2 separate regions of the Homo sapiens genome follow, and region 2 is linked to region 1. A link is a contact called in ENCODE Hi-C or POLR2A ChIA-PET data. All regions are on one chromosome and are shown on one strand. Each heading gives the region's core, a stretch centred on a gene start or an enhancer-like site at or near the end of the contact. The rest is flanking DNA. Distances are from core to core; before and after follow the strand shown. Region 1 has its middle 26 kb from the start of FAM117B. Region 2 overlaps FAM117B (family with sequence similarity 117 member B).

The links. A loop is a pair of places that touch in the nucleus more often than their neighbours do. ChIA-PET counts read pairs that join two places held with the same protein, here RNA polymerase II (POLR2A). Pooled maps may share reads with other maps.
Region 2: a loop to region 1 is called in a map with no recorded cell type, with 6 times the contacts of the local background. The contact joins two enhancer-like sites. A Hi-C loop is called at or near these places in 1 of 168 maps with a recorded cell type or tissue (ascending aorta), 24 of 37 single-sample maps with no recorded cell type and 5 of 50 pooled maps. POLR2A ChIA-PET finds 5 or more read pairs at or near these places in 3 of 52 experiments (T-cell, activated B cell and activated T-cell).

What each region holds. Positions count from the first base shown.
Region 1 is chr2:202,607,362-202,610,061 of GRCh38, reverse strand. No RefSeq gene overlaps it. Among named protein-coding and RNA genes, the nearest start is that of FAM117B, 26 kb to the left of the region's middle. RefSeq lists an enhancer at 117-356. Within about 2 kb of position 1,426, at least 3 of the 41 ENCODE cell types and tissues checked have a DNase peak (open chromatin) inside an H3K27ac peak, as active enhancers do.
Region 2 is chr2:202,665,187-202,667,886 of GRCh38, reverse strand. All of the region lies in intron 1 of FAM117B (family with sequence similarity 117 member B), which reads right to left. Among named protein-coding and RNA genes, the nearest start is that of FAM117B, 32 kb to the right of the region's middle. RefSeq lists an enhancer at 1,379-1,458. Within about 2 kb of position 1,351, at least 5 of the 41 ENCODE cell types and tissues checked have a DNase peak (open chromatin) inside an H3K27ac peak, as active enhancers do.

The sequences.
Region 1 (2,700 bases), core at 177-2,676:
TAGCTTTGCCCTCACTTATATAGTCCTTGGTCAGTTGACAAAACTAACTGAGCCACGGTACCAAGCAGAATGACTTAGGCAGCCAACATATGAAAAAACTTAACCACTTACCCCTCCCATGTAGTGAAAAGATACTTGACTCCTCCCATGTAGCGAAAACACAGGCCTGCCCAGACTTGGTATTTAGAAAACTAAAATAAGACTCTTTGTTTGACTCAGCTCCTAAGTAGTCATTACATATGGGGCACAAAGACCTCTTCTTGAAGATCTCTCTAGGAGAAAAGAGCTGCAGTGGACTAGTGGCTCCCTGACCTATGAATAAGGACAATCATCTATTATGTTACTGGTTTTTTGTGTTTTCTTTAAAGCACAGTCCTTTCAAAATCTCTACTAACTTGATTTTAAGTACGTACAGTTCTGAGGGAGAGTTGCAGCATAGATTACTTCTCAATATATGCATGGTCTAGTAATAGTGAGGATGAAAAGAGGAAACCAAAAGGGAAGTTAAATTCATGCACAATGTATAAGTTACTAATAAAATGGCAATCCCATACTCTCTTGTCCACAACCCAAGAGGGTCTACACTAACCAGAGTCTTGGTTTCCTTTCCTTTCCCTCCCTTCTGACATGATTTTCCTTCAAGGACTTCTGATTGGAAAATAACCTCAACCCAAACTTCCCCTTCTTATTCTGGCAATTAGAGTTACTATCCTGGTAGGACTTCAGGTTCTTAGAAATAGGATGATAATAATCATTTTATTGATAGTTAACATTTATTGAGCAATCACTATGTCTGAGGCACTGGGCTGCACACTTTACACACTATATACCACATTTGTACCTTATAGCAACTTCATACACAGTTACTATTATCCCCCTCTTTTTTTTTTGAGACAGAGTCTCACTCTGTTGCCAGGCTGGAGTGCAGTGGCACGATCTTGGCTCACTGCAACCTCCGCCTCCCGGGTTCAAGCAATTCTCCTGCCTCAGCCTCCTGAGTAACTGGGATTACAGGCGCATGCCACCACGCCCAGCTAATTTTTATATTTTTAGTAGAGATGGGGTTTCACTATGTTGGTCAGGCTGGTCTCAGACTCCTGACTTCGTGATCTGCCCACCTAGGCCTCCCAAAGTGCTGAAACTACAGGTGTGAGTGACCGCGTCCAGCCTATTATCCCCATTTTTATGGATAAGGAAAAGAAAGGATAGAATGGTAAGTGGATTGTCCAGGAGTGTATGGTAAATGCTAGAGGCAGGATGGAATCCCAGGGAGTCTGAGTCTAGAGGTCATACTCTCAACAACTGCACTAGGGTAGTTTTCTTTCCTTGCTCTTTGACTTCAGAGACGCAATCTAGTACGATGTTAAGTTTGGAGCCAGAGTGCCTGGATTCAAACTGCAGTTCCTCTTTTACAGCTGCATGATCTAGAGCAAGTTATCTAACTTCCCCTCATGGTTCTAAGTCATCCCACTGGGTGCCATGACTCTGATTAACTCCATCCAGGTTTGATCATTGCAATTAATTTCTAAATATTTCTGGAAATACTATGTATTATGTTAATATGTATTTGTTTTTATAGTACTTAATGTTTCTGAGCATTCTCTATTCTCACAGCAATTTTTCAGTCTTCAATCCCTGAGATCATGGTTTCTCTTCCTTTTCAACCTTTCCTTCATGCTAAGGTAAGTGCTTTGTAAATGTTGAGTGACTGATGGCATGAAACAGTCATTGCAAGAAAGGTCTGTTAGAGGCAAAGTAATGTGACACTGGGCCTTGCCTTACTTTAAGTCCAGGTAACAAATAACTATGCATTCTGCAGCTTTGCAGATCAGGGTAATCTTCAGAATAAGTCAAGCCTTTGCTTCTGACAGAGCATCCTTTCAATGGCAGCCAGAAAACTGATCTCTTGATTCTCCATCCCTGGGTGTGTAGGCATGTAGACAGAAGAAAGCAAGGGATAGGCTGCCATGACATGTCTATGAGACTTTGCCAAGACACTGCAAAGCCAGTAACCCCCACAATGAGGAGAGGAGTTAGGCTGCAATTAACTCCTTGTCATCTGCTATAGCAAAGTCAGCAACATGGCAGCTTTCCCCTTCCTTTACCGAGAGAACACATTCTTCCTTCCAGATATCTCCTTGGATCTCTGATCCTGAGGACATCCTATGACCCCCCTCCTAATTCCAAAAGAAGCAAAAGGCCGGGCGTGGTGACTCATGCCTGTAATCCCAACACTTTGGGAGGCTGAGGTGGGCAGATCACAAGGTCAGGAGTTTGAGACCAGCCTGGCCAATATGGTGAAACCCCGTCTCTACTAAAAATACAAAAATTAGCTGGGCATGGTGGTGGGTGCCTGTAATCCCAGCCACTTGGGAGGCTGAGGCAGGAGAATTACTTGAACCCAGGAGGCAGAGGTTGCAGTGAGCCAAGATTGTGCCACTGCATTCCAGCCTGGGCAACAGAGCAAGACTCCATCTTAAAAAAAAAAAGAAGCAAAAGAAAATCAGATCCCTTCTCTCACCACTCCTATTCAACATAGTGTTGGAAGTTCTGGCCAGGGCAATTAGGCAGGAGAAAGAAATAAAGGGTATTCAGTTAGGAAAAGAGGAAGTCAAATTGTCCCTGTTTACAGATGACATGATTGTATATCTAGAAAACCCCATTGTCTCAGCCCAAAATCTCCTTAAGCTGATAAGCAAC
Region 2 (2,700 bases), core at 102-2,601, 58 kb before region 1:
ATAACCTCAATCCACTACTCTTTTCTGTGGTTCAGCCATGCTAGCTGTCCACTTCACTACTTATCAATTATCTCCTCATCTGTCAATATCCCAAAGGCCTCCAAAGACTGAAACCTAGCAGAAAAAAATATAGCCAGCATACTACTTCAACTTGAGTAGAAATAGGTAATTTAACTTAGGTTATCTAGTTTAGTTTAGATCCCTACACTATCTAGTGGGGCCAAATGGCTAAGGTTTATCTTGAGATTGGTCTAAAACATAACACCAGTACCATTCAGGAATACCTTGACACAGTTATTCCTCTCTACATAATTATCACCTTCATTGTAATAATTGGATTCAAGAACAGAGCAATATTATTTCTATGGAAAAAGAGACAGCACATGCGCGCGCACGCACACACAAACACAGACACACACACACAGACACACAGACACACATACACAAAGCTTTTTTTCTTTAAGCTGCCTCAAAAAGAAATACTTAGGCCGGGCGTGGTGGCTCATGCTAATAATCCCACCACTTTGGGAGGCCGAGGCGGGTGGATCACTTGAGGTCAGGTGTTCGAGACCAGCCTAGCCAACATGGTGAAACCCCGTCTCTATTAAAAATATGATAATTAGCCAGGTATGGTGGCACGTGCCTGTAGTCTCAGCTACTCGGAAGGGTGAGGCAGGAGAACTGCTTGAACCCAGGAGGCGGAGGTTGCAGTGAGCCAAGATCGCACCACTGCACTCCAGCCTGGGCGACAAAGCAAGACTCCATCTCAAAAAAAAGAAAAATTTACTAAAGTAACTCAAATAGAGGCCTGGAGCAAGTCCCAGTTTTTACGACATTTTTACTCTATTTTTAAACTCTTTAAAAATCATTTCACTTTATTTTAAATCACTGCTACAACACAGATTTTCGATCTGCATTTTTATTATAGAAATGAAACATACTGGCCGGGCGTGGTGGCTCACACCTGTACTCCCAGCACTTTGGGAGGCCGAGGCAGGTGGATCACGAGGTCAGGAGATCGAGACCATCCTGGCTAACACGGTGAAACCCTATCTCTACTAAAACTACAAAAAATTAGCTGTCCCAGCTACTCAGCGGGCTGAGGCAGGAGAATCACTTGAACCCGGGAGGCAGAGGTTGCAGTGAGCCAAGATCGCGCCACTGCACTCTGGCCTGGGCAGCAGAGCGAGACTCTGTCTCAAAAAAAAAAAAAAAAAAGAAATGAAACGAAACATGTTATTTCAAAATAGTCAAAAACCAGAAGTGAATACAGTAGAAAGTGAAAGTTGTCTGTAACATACCCCCACATCCCACCCACCAGTGAAAACCCAGCTAGCAGTGTCAAAATATAAACATACATAGTACATGCTCAGATACAATTTAAAAAAAAATGTGGCTGGCTGAACTTCTCTGACTCTTCAAGCCTTCTGTCTGCCATCCTCACCTAGAATTATGACTGTACATATGGTACATATGTGTGTGCGTTTGTGAACGTGTAACACCAATAAACATTTTACCAAAGTATTTTTCCAATGCAAACTTCAATGAGTCAACATTTTTTAAATTAGTTTTCTGAAAACCATAGGTAAACTGTTTCTATTTTTTTTCAATTTTCATGTTTATTTTGCTAACATAACTTCCGTTTCAATTGTTTTTAATGTAAAGTTTATAATAAAGACCCAATCTGCTTTTGACTATATCAGATTTTCTCAACAAAGTCTCTATCATCAAAAGGTTTGCTTTGTAACAATACCATTCCCAATTTAAGCAAACTATGCAGACACAAATTGCAGAATGAATGTTTTCTTCTGTCAAATTTTAGTCATAACAAATGTTGCCATAATACATATTTATAGCTATTTGTTTGTGTTTGTAATATTTATATCAATAAGTCACTACCAGTGAGTAGGATGAATGGTTTGTATTAGTTTCTTAGCTGACTACAGTAGGCAGAATTTTAAAATGGTCTCCCAAGATTTCCTGTCCTGCCAGTTTCCATGGCTCACGCCTGTAATCCCAGCACTTTGGGAGGCCAAGGCAGGCAGAACACCCGAGGTCAGGAGTTCGAGACCGGCCTGGTCAACATGGTGAAACCCTGTCTCTACTAAAAATACAAAAATTAGCCAGGCATGGTGGCATGCACCTGTAGTCCCAGCTACTCAGGAGGCTGAGGCAGGAGAATTGCTTGAATCTGGGAGGCAGAAGTTGCAGTGAGCCGAGATTGCACCACTGCACTCCAGCCTGGGTGATAGAGTGAGACTCTGTCTCAACAACAACAACAAAAAGAGGATTTCCTGTCCTAATCCCCAGGACTGAAAACACAACGAGATATCACATCCACGATTACATCATGTGCCAAGAGAGATTCTGTAGATGAAATTAAGGTTGCTAATCAGTTAGTAGTGAGTTATTAATGGGGAGATTATCCAGGAGGGCCCAATCTAATCACAAGTGCCCTTTAAAAATAGAAAGTTTTCTTTGGCTGGCTGCAGAAGAGCAAGTAAAAAAGATTCTATATGAGAGATATTCCACTGCTGGCTTTGAAAATTGAGAGGGTTGGCCAACTATAACCCCAGCACTTTGGGAGGCTGAGGTGGGAGGATCACTTGAGCCCAGGAGGCAGAGGTTGCAGTAAGCTTAGATCACACCACTGCACTCCAGCTGGGCAGCATACGAAACTCTGTCTCAAAAAAAAAAAAA